Regions from separate parts of the Homo sapiens genome. Here region 2 is linked to region 1. A link is an interaction called in ENCODE POLR2A ChIA-PET data of the cell type or tissue named here. Cell type or tissue: HCT116. All regions are shown on one strand. Region 1 has its middle 38 kb from the start of NEDD4L. Region 2 overlaps NEDD4L (NEDD4 like E3 ubiquitin protein ligase).

The links. ChIA-PET counts read pairs that join two places held together with the same protein. Peaks named below come from ENCODE experiments on the same cell type or tissue, not always from the same donor. Only the 100,000 strongest peaks of a DNase experiment are listed, where the experiment ranks them.
Region 2: POLR2A ChIA-PET joins it to region 1 with 5 read pairs; 2 of 35 experiments call an interaction of 5 or more read pairs at or near these places.

What each region holds. Positions count from the first base shown.
Region 1 is chr18:58,003,358-58,008,357 of GRCh38, forward strand. No RefSeq gene overlaps it. Among named protein-coding and RNA genes, the nearest start is that of NEDD4L, 38 kb to the right of the region's middle. In HCT116, no CTCF peak of the experiment used is centred here; DNase peaks (open chromatin) are centred at 1,254, 1,814 and 2,984; H3K4me3 peaks cover 917 bases; H3K27ac peaks cover 963 bases.
Region 2 is chr18:58,326,549-58,331,548 of GRCh38, forward strand. It overlaps NEDD4L (NEDD4 like E3 ubiquitin protein ligase), which reads left to right. Exons shown (of 31, transcript NM_001144967.3): 10 at 2,447-2,579; 11 at 4,190-4,366. Among named protein-coding and RNA genes, the nearest start is that of MIR122HG, 120 kb to the right of the region's middle. In HCT116, no CTCF peak of the experiment used is centred here; no DNase peak of the experiment used is centred here.

The sequences.
Region 1 (5,000 bases):
TTAGCAATCTTTTTTTATTCCATATTCTCAAAGGTGCCTGATGCCACCAATTTTGGGGTTATTGGGTCATTTCTTCTGTGTTACAGATCAGGTCTCAATTTTCTCCACTGCCAGCTTTGAATTCAGTTTTTTGTTTTGTTTTGTTTTGTTTTGAGACAGTCTTTCTCTGTTGCCCAGGCTGGAGGGCAGTGGCACGATCTTGGCTCACTGCAACCTCCACCTCCCAGGTTCAAGAGTGAATTCAGTTTTTTTGGCTCTGCTAAGCCGCTTTATAAGCATTTCTCCAATTTTCAAAATTTGGAAATTTTTATCTTCTATTGTTATCTGTTATCTTCTCTTCAATGCTCTTCATCCTTATGGGTTTATGTCTTCAGAAAACAGTCTCTTTATTGCCATTTTTGTGAAGTTTTGAGAGGAAGAAAAAGTCAATGCATTTGTTTCCCATTTTGTAAATGCCAGATGGCAAACCAGTTTCCTTTCTTCCTCCGCCCTGCAAAATTGGCTGATTCCAAAGCACAGCGTCTTTAAATGCACAAACATTATTATTTTTTTTTTTTTGAGACGGAGTCTCGCTCTGTCGCCCAGGCTGGAGTGCAGTGGCGGGATCTCGGCTCACTGCAAGCTCCGCCTCCCGGGTTCACGCCATTCTCCTGCCTCAGCCTCCCAAGTAGCTGGGACTACAGGCGCCCGCCACTACGCCCGGCTAATTTTTTGTATTTTTAGTAGAGACGGGGTTTCACCGTTTTAGCCGGGATGGTCTCGATCTCCTGACCTCGTGATCCGCCCGCCTCGGCCTCCCAAAGTGCTGGGATTACAGGCGTGAGCCACCGCGCCCGGCCCAAACATTATTATTAAACAGCTACAATGGGTCAGTCCTGTGCTTGTCACTAATCAGGGACAAATGAATAGACATTGAATAAAAGGTTGCTGCCACATGAAAGTTCTAAAGCAAGACATTTAAGCTGACTGTCTGGAGTCTCCTGGCTCCTGAGGTCCCCCTGACTCTTGTCCACTATCCTATGTGGCCATGATTAGCTCTCCTGGGATAGTAGCCTGTTCCAGGTTCTGGGCTGGTAGGGATCAAACACATTTGATCTAAATCTTATGAGCACTCTGCTCTGACCAAGTGCTCCAATGAAAAAGTATAGACTTTTAATTCTAGCTCACCACAAATATTTCCCACAAACATCAAATGAAAGAAAAGGGCAGAAGCAAAGTATGTTAAATATAAGTCTATTGAGTCACTCTCATTAGTCACCCTGTTTTGTTTGTTTTTTTCATTTCAAACCCTATCGAAGTGAATGGAGTCGTTCTTAACCAAGGTAAGCCATAGGGTCCTAAGGACCCATCGTGTGTAATTAATATGAAATGTTGACGATTCACTTGTTGAAATGGCATATTCAATGTGACATAAAATATAAATGAACCTGAAACTACATGGATTGCTGCAGACTGTAGGCCACTCTGAATGGGTGCTTTTTGTCTGAAGTCTATTTTTAATATATTTTACTATATATCAAGCAATATTTAAGCACTTTACAAGTATTGTACTACCTGATTCAATCTCTGTAACATTATGAGAGAAGTACAACCAGTATCCTCATTTTACATATTTAAAAAACCAGGCCCAGAAAGGTTAAGTAACTGCTCAAGGTCACACAATTAGTAAAAGAAAGAGCTGGCTGGGTGCAGTGGCTCATGCCTGTAATCCCAGCACTTTAGGAGGCTGTGAGGTGTGAGGCTTACTTGAAGCCAGGAGCTTGAGACCAGGCTGGGCAACGTAGAGAGACCCTGTCTCTACAAAATAATTTAAAAATCAGCTGGGTGTGGTCGCACATGTGTGTAGTCTCAGCTCCTCAGGAGTCTGAGGTGGGAGGATCACTTGAGCCCAGGAATTGGAAGCTGCAGTGAGTCATGATCATGCCACCACACTCCAGCCAGATGATAGAGACCCTGTGTCTAAAAAATAAAATAAAATAAAATAAAAGAGCTGAGATTCAAACCTTAGCAGTCTAACTCCAAAGCCTAGAAATGTATGGACTCTTATGTGCATTACTCTAAGCTAATAGTTCTCAACTGGGGACAATTTTGTCACCCAGGGAACCTTTGGCAATGTCTGGAGAAATTTTCGGTTGTCACAACTTGGGGGAGGGGATTCTACTTGCGTCTAGTGGGTAGATACCAGAAATGCTGCTAAACATCCTATAATGCCCAGGATAGTTCCCCACAACAAAGTGTCTGGCCCAAATGTCAGTAGTGCCAAGGATGGGAGAGCATGCTGGTGTGCTAGTCACTGATGCTCTTCTCCCAGTTTTACAAGTTCTTCCTCCAGGCATATGGTATAATTTGCATTTCTTAAAGTTGGTGTAGGCATATATCTTGCTTGGGCCAATGTAAAGTTGCTGCACTTCTAGACAAAAATTTTAAAAGCCAGGGCATAACACCATGTATCCTTTTTTATACTTTGGTCACCTTGGAAGTCTTAGAAACACAGAGATGGGACTTCCCTCTGCCTTCGTCCTTATGTGAGGATAAAGCAGAAGAGAACCTTAAGAATGACCCATGACAGAAGCTTCCTGAACTATAAATACTGTTTGTACTAATAGTTTTAAGCCGTTGAGATTTGGAATTGTTTCTGCAGCATAACTCAGGCTACCCCAACTGATGAGGACTCCATCCTCACATAAGTACATATGTCCCTGTCTCATGTAACCTGACTCAGGTCTTTCTACTCATTTCCCAGGTTCCTCACAAAGGTGAATGATTTCCTGCTGCAAAGACTGTGAGGCATCATTTTTCCAATTAGAAGTGTTGCTTTGTCATTGGACTACATATATCTGGATACCATAATGATAATGGACTTGCTTCCCTTTTAATTTCATGGTAAGCCTCTGACAGAAGTTGCATAGTAGTTGTTGTCATAACAACCATGCAACTCAGATTTTCCAAATTAAAGCACATACTTGCTAGTCTCACTATACCTCAACTAGCTCTAGTGAGGTCAGAATGACTAACATCATCAAACCTAGGATTACACGAACCTTAAATCCCAGGAGGTGTGGGCAGCCATTAGTCAGAGTATTCAACTTTATTCACAAATTTTCTTGATGCTTAAGAAATCTAAGTGTTCTGGCTGGTTGCAGTAGCTCACGCTTGTAATCCCAGCACTTTGGGAGGCCAAGGCGGGTGGATTGCCTGAGGTCAGGAGTTCGAGACCAGCCTGGCCAACATGGTAAAACCCTGTCTCTATTAAAAATACAAAAAAATTAACCAGGTATGGTGGCACACACCTGTAATCCCAGCTACTCGGGAGGCTGAGGCAGAGGAATGGCTTGAACCCGGGAGGTGGAGGTTGCAGTGAGCCAAGATTGCACCACTGCACTCCAGCCTGGGTGACAGAGCAAGACTCCATCTCAAAAAAAAAAAAAAAGAAAGAAAGACAGACAGAAAGAAAGGAAACCTAAGTGTTCTGAGTTTACGATTTGTAGACCTTACCTCATATATCAAATTATTCTACCTGGTGATGAATTGGAATTTCACTGGAGTTTCACCCAGTATGATTGATGAGATATGAATTTATGGCAAGCTGACAACATAAATTAATAAATAATCCACATAACAGTTTATTGTTTCAACTAATGAAAAATCTGGATACTCAATGTAAAACGTATCTAGATTATAAAATTGATATCAAATGGATATACAAGATTTGTGGAATCCAGTAGCCATGGAGAGATGGTAGAAGAAAAAGACCATTGCTACTACTTCTCCGTGGAAAAAAAAGCTTCTGCCAGGAGTATCTCATTAAGGTCCTTAAAATGCCAGTCTTCTCCTCCCTCCAACCTCTACATAATTTTGTCATACTGTTCTTCTAGTTTGAAATGCCATCTTATCTCCTCTCCTCTCACCCAAATCCAGCAAATCCCTCCTTAATATCAAGTTCACGTTTCTCCTCTTCTGTGAAGCCTTCTAAGCCAATACTACAACCTTTCCTTTCTTAGCATTTATAATATGGACCATGTATTTTAGTACTGGACTGTAAGTTCTTTAAGGGAAGAGGTCTTTGCATATAAATCTTTAATTTCTACACAGCAAGATAACTTATATTCATTCATTCAACAGATTGAGCATTTATATCCTGAGTTAGACCCAGTCTGACAAAGGCACTGACATGGAGGAGCTCATGGTCTGATGGGGATAACAGGTATGGAGATGCATAAATACATTATGGCAAGTATATAAAAGAGCTAAGGCTGTCCTGTGGCTGCCTGAATTTTACTTGTGTTCCATGCATGGTTCTGTTGGATCAAGGTGGGAACAGCATACAAAGTATGGGACACACAGGGAAGCCTGACACACATAACCAAGGGGTCCTGAAGCCAAAAAGCGAGAGCTGATCAGTGTCAAGAGGATAAAAGCCATCATCAAAAGTTACAGAAAGTCAAGGAAATACACCAAGAAAGGCAGGTCAAGGTGGAAGCAGGTCTGGGAGCTTACCTATACCTGTTCCAGTTACTGTGGCTGCATAACAAATTACTTTCAAAATTTAGTGACTTCAAACAATAAATTTAATTTTGCTTATGAGTCTGAAATTCAGACATGGCTTAGTGGGGATAGCTTGTCTCTGCTCTGCTCAACGTCATATGAGAGGGTTTGAAGGCTGGGAACTGGAATTATCTGAAGGTCCATTTACAAGCCTAGTGGCTGATGCTGCAGAGACTGAAACAGCTGGGGGCTGGAACAGCTTGGACTCCTGGAACTGTCTCTTTGTCGCAATGTGGCCTTTCCAGTGTGGTCTCTCCAGCATGGCACCATCAGGGTAGCCAGGTGTTTTGGTTCCCTACCGCTGCACAGCAAATCACCATAAACTGTGGCTTAAACCATGCACACTCATGTCACAGGTCCCATGGGTCAAGCATAAGCCATATCTTTTTTTTTTTTTTTGAGACAGAGTCTCGCTCTGTCGCCCAGGCTGGAGTGCAGTAGCACGATCTCGGCTC
Region 2 (5,000 bases), 320 kb after region 1:
ACCTTGGGCTTGGTTACATGTAGTGACTAGAAGAATCTTGGTAGCAATATCCTAAGCAAAGCACCATTACCTACCTTTGCTCAACAGCATGAGAAAGGAGTACTGAAAAGGTAGATCCTCATGCGACCTCTGCAGAAAAGTGGCCAGGAGCAACTCACAAAGGAAAAAATCCTGATAGCTAATATGTATATGGAAAAATATTCAACTTCATAAATAAGGATCATGCAGATTAGAGTTTGTATTTTGGGGACAAATAGGGATAATTGCTACTTTCTCTGCCTCACAGAGTTGTGAAACTAACGAGGGAATTCTTGAGAAAACACTTCATACATTTTAAAATATATACTATTTTTTTGATGGCTCCACAGGTGTAGACATGTCCCCACACTCATCAAGAGGTGTACGTTAAACATGAACAGCTTTTTAATGTGTTGATTAGACCTCAATAAAGTGATTTAAAAGAGAAACCATCTTTGGTGGCAGTGTCCCAGAAACTAAAACAAAAGGTATAACTTGCTGGCTCTTCACTAGTCTAGAGCAACAAGGGAAAAATGCAGTTCTTTTTCTGTTGTTGTTTGAGACAGAGTCTCACTCTGTCACCCACAGTGGCACCATCTCGGCTCACTGCAACCTCCGCCTCCCAGGTTCAAGCGATTCTCCTGCCTTGGCCTCCTGAGTAGCTGGGATTACAGGCGCCCGCCGCCATGCCCAGCTAATGTTTGTATTTTTGTGAAGATGGGGTTTCACTGGCTTGGTCAAGCTGGTTTCAAACTCCTGACCTCAGGTGATCCGCCCACCTCAGCCTCCCAAAGTGCTAGGATTACAGGTATGACCCACCACGCCCGGCTGAAAAATGCAGTTCTTAATCCAAGTTCGGGCTCACATGTAGTTTTGGGAGAAGGCAGAGGCATAACTGCCCCATCAAGGAGGCAGCAATGCCAAAGGGAGAGGCTGAGCCAGGAAGGACACAGCAGAACTTGGCAGAACCTGAGGAGCGCCTCCTTCCAATGGGCATAACTTCTAGAAGGCAAGAGGAAAGTTAGTTAAGGAAAAAGAGTTTCCACCACAACCTCTGCTAGCAGGCCCTTTATTGGGATACAGTATAAGTTCATTTCAGAATGTGTGAGAAAACTTTAAAATTTGTGTTTTAGAAAGAGTCTATAATGAGTGTTCTTGATAAGTACTATATTTCAGTTAGTCTGAAATGACGATTTCAACTTTTGAGATACTGACTTGTGACATAATTTTTGTTAATGGGATATGTTATCTTATTGAAAGTATCTGTGAGAGTTTTCCCTGAAAAAATTTTTGGCATTTAAACTTGTACACTAAAAGCCTCTGACTAGTATTTCCCCCAAAGTATGATTGCCTATAATTTACTGCAAAAAAAAAAGTTTTCTTTTTTCTTTTTTTTTTTGTTTTGTTTTGTTTTGAGATGGAGTCTCACTCTGCTGCCCTGGCTAGAGTACAGTGACATGATCTCTCAGCTCACTGCAACCTCTGCCTCCTGGGCTCAAGTGATTCTCCTGCCTCAGCCTCCTGAGTAGCTGGGACTACAGGCACGCATCACCACACTCGGCTAATTTTTGTGTTTTTAGTAGAGGCGGGGTTTTGCCATGTTGGCCAGGTACGTCTTGAGCTCCTGACCTCAAGTGATCCGCCCGCCTTGGCCTCCCAAAGTGCTGGGATTACAGGCATGAGCCACCATGCCCAGCCCAAAAAAGTCTTCCAAATTGAATCAAAACTTTTAGATCCTGAATTGAGAACATCACATGACAAAAAATAGGGTATGATGTTTTGGTGTTCTTCAGACCCCGGCTGACTTGAGAGGTTATCTCCTGATGTTATTAGGATTTTTAAAGTAGGGTAAAGGAGGTAAATGCAGTGTCACGATTTTGAGATTCTGTTAAAATGAGCTAGAAAGCAGCTGAAAAAAATTCATGTTGGATCAGGTGTACTTTCCTCCAGATGACAGCTTTGAATTTGTCCCTTTTGTAGTCTTTGGTCAAATTGCTGGTGACCAGAAGTAGCTGCCTTGTCATTGCTGGACTTCTAGAAGGATTGGGACTGCCCAGCTGCTGTGTGAACTTGCCTGTCACCTCTGCTTCCAGAGGTCTGACTTGTCACTGTGGCAAATGGGCAGAGGACTTTGATTTCTGTTTTTTATTAAACACTGAGGTATATTTTGAAATGTATGCCTGAAAGATGCTCAAAATGGTGTGACTAATGCATTTTAAAACTGCATTTATTTGATTGAAATGAACCTTAACCTATACTTTAGCCGTAATATGGTGGGAGAATTCTCACATTGGATGACCAGCTAGTTGTCAGTGTTTGACGCTGACACTTTAGTGGCCATCTGGCCCTCCGTGAGCATTGAACTGTCATGAAGGGCCCGATCTCAACCACTTCTCTTCTTCTCTTTCCCCCTTTCCTGCATGCTCAGGGACGTGTCCTCGGAGTCGGACAATAACATCAGACAGATCAACCAGGAGGCAGCACACCGGCGCTTCCGCTCCCGCAGGCACATCAGCGAAGACTTGGAGCCCGAGCCCTCGGAGGGCGGGGATGTCCCCGAGGTACGATGTCCCCAGAATGGTGCAAAGCCCGGCAGCTCCTTCTTCCCATGTTCTCCAGCTTGATTTTATATCATAATTTCTTCTGTCAGTAAACATTGTTGAGAATGTAAAGATTACAGTGACGCAGGGAATTAATTACCATCTGAATATTAATTTGAAAGTGCCTATAAAAGCCGTATTTGACAAGTATAGGTGGCTCTATATTATAGAAATGGGAATAACATTATTTTTATTTTTATTTTTTTTGAAGACAGTGTCTTGCTCTGTCGCCCAGGCTAGAGTGCAGTGGTGCAGTCTTGGCTCACTGCAACCTCCGCCTCCTGGGTTCGAGCAATTCTCCTGCCTCAGCCTCCTGAGTAGCTGGGATTACAGGCACGCATCACCACACCCGGCCAGTTTTTGTATTTTTAGTAGAAATGGGGTTTCACCATGTTGGCTAGGATGGTCTCAATCTCCTGACCTCGAGATCCGCCTGCTGCCTCAGCCTCCTAAAGTGCTGGGGTTATAGGTGCATGCCATCACAATGGCTAATTTTTTTTTTTTTTTTTTTTCCTAGTAGAGACGGGTTTCACCATGTTGGCCAGGCTGGTCTTGAACTCTTGACCTCATGATCCACCTGCCTTGGCCTCCCAAAGTGCTTAGATTACAGGCGTGAGCCACTGTGTCCAGCCCACATTATTTTTCAGTATGAAAATCTTAAGATATTTTTAGTTTGTAATTTATTTTTCACAGGGGTCTAACCATGTCTCATTAAATGACAGCTTGTTTTTATCATAGTTGAGCTGTTGAATGAGCCCTGTAACTTGTTTGGGTATCATATGCATATTTTTATTGAGTCGCTTTGACACTTGGAAGAGATTTATTACCATGAAAATATAAATTTAGGTGAACAGAAATGTGTAATTTTCCCTTTAAATAGTTATGGTATGTTACTTAAAACGTTATGAATTAAACAACAAATTAGCCATAATCTTCCATGCTATCTTACCAGCTCTGTTTATGTACTAAAAATCCATTCTTCTTAGACATTGTGTTAGGAAGATCATTTAGAATGCGGCGATTCAACTTGGAAAAGCAAAAGTAATGATTCCATAACACATTCACTCTAAGTTATTTTATACCATTGTTTAATTACAGCGTATAGCTTCTATGCTGCTCCCACGGTGAATCCTCAGTGGTTAAAAGTAAAAGAAAATCCATGACAATTGTTTATAAACTCCAGAGAAGTGTGTGTGTGTGTTTGTTTTTTTGCCCACACATATAGTAACAAGTGCTGGAAATCAGTCACTGTTCAGAGAGGCATTGTTATAAAGTGGTTAAGAGCACAGCCTCTGTCTGGAACCAGGCCTCTTTGATTCACATCATGGCCCTACCACTTGCTAGATGTTACCTTGGGCAGGTTATTTTCTGTGCCTCAGTTTCCTCATCTGTTAATTGGGGGAGTTATCTTCCTCGTGATTATTGTGAAGGTTGTGTGCCTCATGAGAGGCACTTAGTAGGTGTTAATTATAGTTATCACCGGGGCTATTGTTGTTACATGGTTTCATTGGGGAGCTGGGTGGATCCCTACTTCTTTCTAGTGTTTACCCCAGTGTCTCCTTCTCTGAAAGCCTTGGGAGACCATTTCAGAGGAAGTGAATATCGCTGGAGACTCTCTCGGTCTGGCTCTGCCCCCACCACCGGCCTCCCCAGGATCTCGGACCAGCCCTCAGGAGCTGTCAGAGGAACTAAGCAGAAGGCTTCAGATCACTCCAGACTCCAATGGGGAACAGTTCAGCTCTTTGATTGTAAGTAGTGGCCTTGTTTGAAAGAAAAGCTGAGCAATGTTTTATTGTTTTTTGTTGCTTAAGGAGAATCTCTTACGTAAATAGTGACCAAGGGTCTTCCAGCTCCCAGCTAACTCTGACATTTTCCAAAGTTCCTCCTTCCCTAGGAGAAGCAGGACTGTACTAAAATTAGCCCAAGCAGGTGAGAATCTTTCTTGATTTGGAAGGCAGCTTTGCTCACCCTTATACCACTAACACTTTCTTGGTTTATAAAGAACTCAAAGAAGTAAAACTCCATGATGTCTGTAATTATTAGCTTTAACCTTGTAGAATTCCTTTCCCAGCCAAAAGGCTCATGAAAATAGTACCTTTATCACAAAGGTAGTATTTCACAGTAACAATTAAAAGCCATCAGGCCTAATCAGTCCTCTTAAGTCATATTCTGCAGGATTTATCATTCTCATTTCGCTGATAAGGGCACAATGCTTAAGTGGCTCATCCAAGACAAGGTTTGAGTGGGAGATAGAAGACGTCTCCTAAGTCCCAGAGTATGAACCCTTGAGAAATGTTGTGAAATTGTGACACTGTCATCAAGGTAGCATTTTAACTTGGGCTCTCAACCATCAGAAACATACTTTCTAGAAGCTTCAGATGG